Linked DNA regions of Homo sapiens: region 1 is linked to region 2. Evidence: chromatin contacts called from ENCODE Hi-C or POLR2A ChIA-PET data. All regions are on one chromosome and are shown on one strand. Each heading gives the region's core, a stretch centred on a gene start or an enhancer-like site at or near the end of the contact. The rest is flanking DNA. Distances are from core to core; before and after follow the strand shown.

Region 1 (3,256 bases), core at 18-2,517, 290 kb before region 2:
GGCTGGAGTGCAGTGGTGGGATCTCGGCCCACTGCAACCTCCGCCTCCTGGGCTCACGTGATTCTCCTGCCTTAGCCTCCCAAGTAGCTGGGACTACAGGCATGTGCCACTACGTGTGGCTATTTTTTTTTTTTTTTTTTTTTGTATTTTTAGTAGAGATGGGGTTTCACCATGTTGGCCAGGCTTGTCTCAAACTCCTGACCTCAGGTCATCTGTCCACCTCTGCCTCCCAAAGTGTTGGGATTACAGGCGTGAGCCACCGTGCCTGGCCCATTTCTTTTTTTTTTCTTTTCTTTCTTTCTCTTTTTTTTTTTTCCTGACTCTTAACACCACTCAATGACCCATCTTTACAAAAATAAAAAATTCAGCTGAGCGTGGTGGCTCATGCATCTAGTCCCAGCTACTTGGGAGACTGAGGTGGGAGGATTGCCTGAGCCTGACAGCCCAAGGCTGCTGTGAGCTATGATCGCACCACTGCACTCCAGCCTGGGTGAGAGAGTAAGACCCTGTCTCAAAAAAAAAAAAAGAAAAGAAAAGAAAGAGTGAAAAAAAGAGTAAAGGGTAAATGAAAGTTCATAACCTTTAAAAAAAAAGTCCTTATCTTTTAGAGATATATGCTGAAGTATATACAGATGAAATGGTATGATATTTAGGATTTGCTTCAGAATAATCCAGGTTGGAGTTGAGGGGCAGTGGGTGGGAGTATAGCTGAAACAAAATTGGCTAGGAGTTGATAATTGCTGAAGCTCATGGTTAATTATGCTCTGCTTTCGTTTGTTTGAAATTTTCTGTAAGGTAAAAACCAAAAGAAAGGGTAGAAGAGATGTTACAGTCGGGTTTAGACTGGGGAGCCAAGGAAAGACTCCTTTGAGGAAGAAACATTTCAGCTGAGACCCTTGTGATGTATAGGAGTTGGCCAGGCTGCAAGTGGCATTTGGCAGTTAGGGAAAGAGTTTTTTTAGGCAGCAGGAGCAGCATGTACAAAGTCCAGCAAGCCCTGAGGAAGGAACATGTTGGTCCCTTGAGGAAATGAAAGAAGGCTGCTACCATAGGAATTGAGAGGCTGCGGAAGGAGGCATGGGCTAGACCTTTAAGACCTTGGAAACTATGTTAAGGATTTTGTTATTTAATCCAATAGTAATAGAAGAATTTTAAGCAGCACAATGTGGCTTTGCTTCTTTAAGAGCTCAAGTTGGCTGTTTGGTGGAGAATGGTTTTGGTTTGGGCTCAAGGGAGAAGAGAATGTAAAAGTGGAGAGAGAGCTATTAGGAGGTTATTGCAGTGGTCCGAAAGAGTCTGGTGGCTTTAGATTACAGAAATAGTGATACAGATGGAGAGAAGAGATACTGATTTGACAGATATTTTTGTCTTGGTGATGTGGGGGCTGAAGGAGAGAGGTTTCATGATGCATAATTTTCTGACTGACGCAATGGAATGGATGGAGGTGTAGTTGACTAAGATGAAGAAAAAAGGAAGAGATTTTGTAGCAAGAGATTGAGAGCTTAGTTTGGAATATGCTATTCAGAAAATGTGCACCAATTTACATATTTACCTTTGTGTATGAGACTACATGGAAGGTTTATATTTAGAGGTGTGATCTGTACAGATTTGTGTTTTAGAAAGATTATTCTGGTGGTGGGATTCTGGAGACTAATTGCTTGTTAGTCTGTGAGCTTTTTGAATTGAGGAATCTCATCCTTATTTTCTCTGCCTTTGTATCCCCAGTACTTAGCAGGCAAATTGCTTGGCACATAGGTACACAATAAATAATGTTAAGAGAACCAATGCTGGTTGGGCGCGGTGGCTCACACCTGTAATCCCAGCACTCTGGGAGGCCGAGAAGGGCGGATCACTAGGTCAGGAGATCGAGACCATCCTGGCTACCAAGGTGAAACCCCGTCTCTACTAAAAATACAAAAACAAAATTAGCCGGGCGTGATCGCGGGCGCCTGTAGTCTCAGCTACTCGGGAGGCTGAGGCAGGAGAATGGCGTGAACTCGGGAGGCGGAACTTGCAGTGAGCCGAGATCGCGCCACTGCACTCCAGCCTGGGTGACAGAGCGAGATTCCGTCTCAAAACAAACAAACACACACAAAAAAGAACGAATGCTTATAGGTGAGACATGAGGTCTAGGTAGAAATGGATAGATTCTGGAAAAGTTTCCAAGATAGATTCCACAGGATTTGGATGGAAGATGGGAAAGTTCTCTCCCTTCGCGTAGCCTGCCCGTTGAACTTTTTGACAGGTCCGTTATGCCAGCAGGTCTAAATATAGGTAGCCATCAATTTATCAATGTTTTTTCCTCCTCAATATTTATTTGTTTGGAACTCCATAGATTAGAACTCAATGATATAATTATTATAATATTAGTAGTAGCTTGAAGTCCTCCATCACGCTAGTTCCCCTTTTCTGTCTGCTGAGTTGTCAATCCCAGAGCCCCTCTAATCCTGGCAGCTTTGGTGGTGGGGGAAGTTTCAGCAGCAAGAGGAATTTGCAGCAGTAGTTACTCCGTATGTAGAAGCTGTCCAGATGTTGAATATAAGTTGGATATTACGTATATGCTTTTCATTTTACAAATGGAGACATAAGCCCTAGAGAAACTTGTCAAAATACATGCAACAGGTCCGTGTAAACCCAGATTTTTCCGATACTGAACTGGTACTTAGGACAGTTGATTTCTTGACTGATCAACCAAATCCATCTCCATCTACTTTTTTCATTTTCCCTGATCCCTTATTGCAGAGTGATTCTATGTTAGTTTTAGTATTGCTTGATGCTGCCCACGCCTGCTCTTAGGCTCCTGTTGAATATGTGCACTTATGTGTGACCTTGTTCTTGTGTTGTGCCGATCACTACCAGTTTACATCACTTGTCTATCCTCTTTGCTTTCAAAATTGTTTGGCATATTGCCTCTCAGCATTTCTTTTCATTTTAAATTTCAAAATGGCATCTTTTATATTTTTTTCCTTGATTGCCATGACCAATGTGTATTAAACAATTGGTTTATCTCTTTTTATTGATACATAATAGATGTACATGTTTTCAGGGTACAAGTGATATTTTGATACATTCACATAATGTGTAATAACCAAATCATGATAATGCTATATCCGTCACCTTAGACATTTATCTTTTCTTTATGCTGGGAATATTTGAATTATTCTCTTCTACCTATTTTGAGATATATGGTAGATTATTATTTACTATAGTCACTGTACTGATTTATTGAACACTAGATCTTATTTCTTCTAACTGT
Region 2 (3,134 bases), core at 455-2,954:
GACTCCCTGAAGTCAAGTGTCTTATAGTTAGGTTTTGTTCATTCATTCATCAAATAGAGTGCCTGATGTGAGATTTATTGAAACTGGATTTGAAAACAATTTTCCTGAATTCAAGTCGAGGGTTTACTCCACTATTCTCAATTACTTTATCACCAGGGTTATAAACCCAAAGGAAGTGAGTAACAACAGTGTGATTTTATTGAGGACCCATGCAACACTAGTCTCAGAAAGGCTCCAGTGTCATTTGTAAAATTCAAGGTTACCATCAGCAGAGGCAGTCATTCCTCTCTGCGCTTGTTACCTAATGCACTAACTCTCACTGTAGGTAATTCCATTCAAGACACATTTGATGACTATACCTACAGGTTTTGAAGTTATTCGGATGGGGTTTTGACACTTACTAGCTGTGGGGACTTAGATCAAGTTACTTAACCTTTTTGAGCTTCAGTTTTATCATTTGTAAAATGGATACAATCCTGATGCCTTTGGACCAAGTGGTCACGGAAATGAAAGAGATAAGTATGAAAAAATCCATGCTCATAGTAGCTGTGGTTTCCAACTGCGTGATAAAACTTTAAAATCTGCATTCAAATAAGAACAACTATGTCGACGTAAGGTTACAAGCTAACTATTCTTGGTAAGTACTGTTCTTTATTCTAGAGGACATCACTTTACAGTTTGGTGCTAAATGCTCTTTTATGAATTTAAGGTGCCAGTAGCTGTCTACTTGAACGGCATGCTTAATCTGGAACGCCATGTCGACCTTCATCCCCCAGTTCTTTCTCCCCAAATTAAAAACACAAATACACACACACGCCCCTACTTAGTTCCTAAAACTCAAGGGCACGCGCACACACCTACTTATTTCCTAAAATTCAAGCTCGCACCAAGGAGATCCACAAGGATAGGCAGGGTGGTGGAGGTCACTGGGCAGCGCCTCCGGATCCCCCGAAAGGGGGCGGGGTCAAAACTCAGATCTCGAGCTCCCGAAAGGGGGCGGGGTTAAAACTCTCAGATCTCATTCCGCCTCCCTCTGTCGTCGCCCCTTCCCAATTCTCGCGAGACCTCAAGGAGCACAGCTTCTGCGCACCGCACGATACTGGGAGTCCAGGCGCCAAGGGAGGGGGAAGGGAAAAGGGGAAACGGTGCAAACGGCGTGGCCGCCATCTTGCTTGTGCCCCCGCTTCGCGCGCGCTCCGTTCTCCGTGACGCACACTTCCCCCTCCCCTCCGCCGCGCCTGGGCCTCTGCATTGCCCGACTCCGTAGGAGCGCGGGGGCGGCTCCTGCTCTTCCTGGACTCCTGAGCAGAGGTGTGTGAGTGTGCGGGAGTTTCTGTGCGAGGGTGATAGGGAAGCGGCGGCGGGGGGAGGGGCAGCGCTTCCCGCCTTCGCCAGAGACCTCACTTCCTCGCGCGGCCGCTGCTGTAGCTCGGTCCGTCCTGCCCGCCGCCATGTTGTGCTCTTGCCTGGCCCGCTGCTGTCGCCGCCGCCGCGCTCGTGGGGTCCGTGTGCCTCGTCGGCCCGGCCCGCGGGCTTTCTCCCATTGGCGGAAGGCGACGGCGGGGGGGCTCGCTCGTGATTGGTCGGTGGCGGGGAGGCCGCGGACCTGGCACCTTATTGGACGCGCCAGCTCCGGTCTAGGGGGTGATGAAGGAATCTGAGGCTGCGGGGATGCGCGCGTCTTGGGCTAGGGCGGCTGGGGCAATGACCCCCTGCGGCGCAGGCGTGGGGTTGCGGCGAGAGGGCGAGCCTAGAGGCTTTAAGGGGGAAGAGAGGGTGATGGCCTGGCAGGTACTTTGGGGGTAGCTTAGGCCATGGCCTGGGAATGGGGGACACTCACTTTCAGAGGTGCTTTTCCTGGTACATGCATGGCCCAAGATTGGGGTGTGCAGGCCCTCAGGGTTCCAGGCTTGGAAACACCGAAACCCAAGTGACAGGCTGAGAGTCTTCGAGATCCAGGGTTGCTAATGTGACCCAGTTTGGAAGTGGCCCTGAAGTCCACGGTGTGAGTGTATGGTGTAGGAAGAAAGGCATCAGGGCTAGGGGCATAGCTGAACGGTAGAATCGGATCAGGGATTTTGCTGGAGAGTGCAAGCATTCAAACACTGAGGTTTTGGTGGAGCCCTGGAGTCCAGAGTCAACGGACCTGGGATGTGATGTGAGGAGCAAGTAAACCGAGAGAGGAATGCTATTGAGAAGTGTGCTCTGTCCGAGCCTAGGAAGCACAGCATTAAGTAGTATCAGATTTAAAGTGACAAAATCTGATATAGGAAGCATTTTAGGGGACATTTTCGGACTTGGGAAGTGTATTAATAGAACAGTTATACATTATTGAGTCTCAGGACCATACAAGTAGTTTTGAGATGTTGTATATGAAATTTGCTGCTCTAGGAAGGATACAGGTCATGGCTGAGTTTCCAAAGCCACATTAGCAAATATTAGGTAGTTGGTAGTTATTTGTTGAGTAAATATTGTTAGGTTCCCCTTTAAGGGAAAGGGAGCTAGCCAGAAATTTTCGGTCTTGGTTTATTTCCTTGTATATGTGCCTAAAAAGTATACCCATTCCCATGTGTACTTTGAATTTTTTGTTTGTTTTTTCAAATAAGCAGCTCCAAACCAAAAAAAAGCCCATGCATAGCTTCTTAAGGAACAGGACTTGTCAACACTTTCTGGTTCATATTCAAAAAGTTTTTATTCCAATCCAGAGTCGTTCCAGTCAACTTGTTGGGAATATGTTCTTTTCCACTGAATCTGAATCGTAGTTACTTGTATTGCTTTACATTTGCTCGTCCCAGTGTGTGAGGGCCATGGAAACACATTTATGTTAAACATCTGTGTTTTCCTAATTTGTTTTTCCTTGTTTTTGTTAGGTAGTCCTTTTTAGCTTTAGATGGTACTCTTCTGTTTTCATACCAATTTCAAGAAACTCCTAGGGTTTTCAAATTTAGTTTTATGTGAATGCAACTACATTTTCTGGAGAAGGGAATTGATAAGTAGCAGAGGAAGAGAATTGCTATTTTGGGGCATATTTTAACTCCAATAGGTAGGCATTATCGTCCCCATATTGCAGATGAGGAAACTGAGGATCAGAGAGTTTAAGTAGCTTGTCTGGTGTCACTCAGTAAGTGGTTGAG

Evidence for each region. A loop is a pair of places that touch in the nucleus more often than their neighbours do. ChIA-PET counts read pairs that join two places held with the same protein, here RNA polymerase II (POLR2A). Pooled maps may share reads with other maps.
Region 1: a loop to region 2 is called in a pooled map, with 4 times the contacts of the local background. The contact joins the enhancer-like site here to the promoter of NFYC-AS1 in region 2. A Hi-C loop is called at or near these places in 4 of 37 single-sample maps with no recorded cell type and 3 of 50 pooled maps. POLR2A ChIA-PET finds 5 or more read pairs at or near these places in 3 of 52 experiments (H1, PC-9 and activated CD4-positive, alpha-beta T cell).

What each region holds. Positions count from the first base shown.
Region 1 is chr1:40,399,189-40,402,444 of GRCh38, forward strand. The region is part of intron 1 of SMAP2 (small ArfGAP2); the gene reads left to right. Among named protein-coding and RNA genes, the nearest start is that of SMAP2, 27 kb to the left of the region's middle. Within about 2 kb of position 1,268, at least 3 of the 41 ENCODE cell types and tissues checked have a DNase peak (open chromatin) inside an H3K27ac peak, as active enhancers do.
Region 2 is chr1:40,690,557-40,693,690 of GRCh38, forward strand. It overlaps NFYC-AS1 (NFYC antisense RNA 1), which reads right to left and starts at 1,705. Exons shown (of 1, transcript NR_024567.1): 1 at 1-1,705. NFYC (nuclear transcription factor Y subunit gamma) reads left to right here and starts at 1,148. Exons shown (of 10, transcript NM_014223.5): 1 at 1,148-1,311. It also overlaps a transcript of RIMS3 not described here. RefSeq lists a silencer at 1,556-1,655 and enhancers at 1,896-2,065, 2,086-2,135.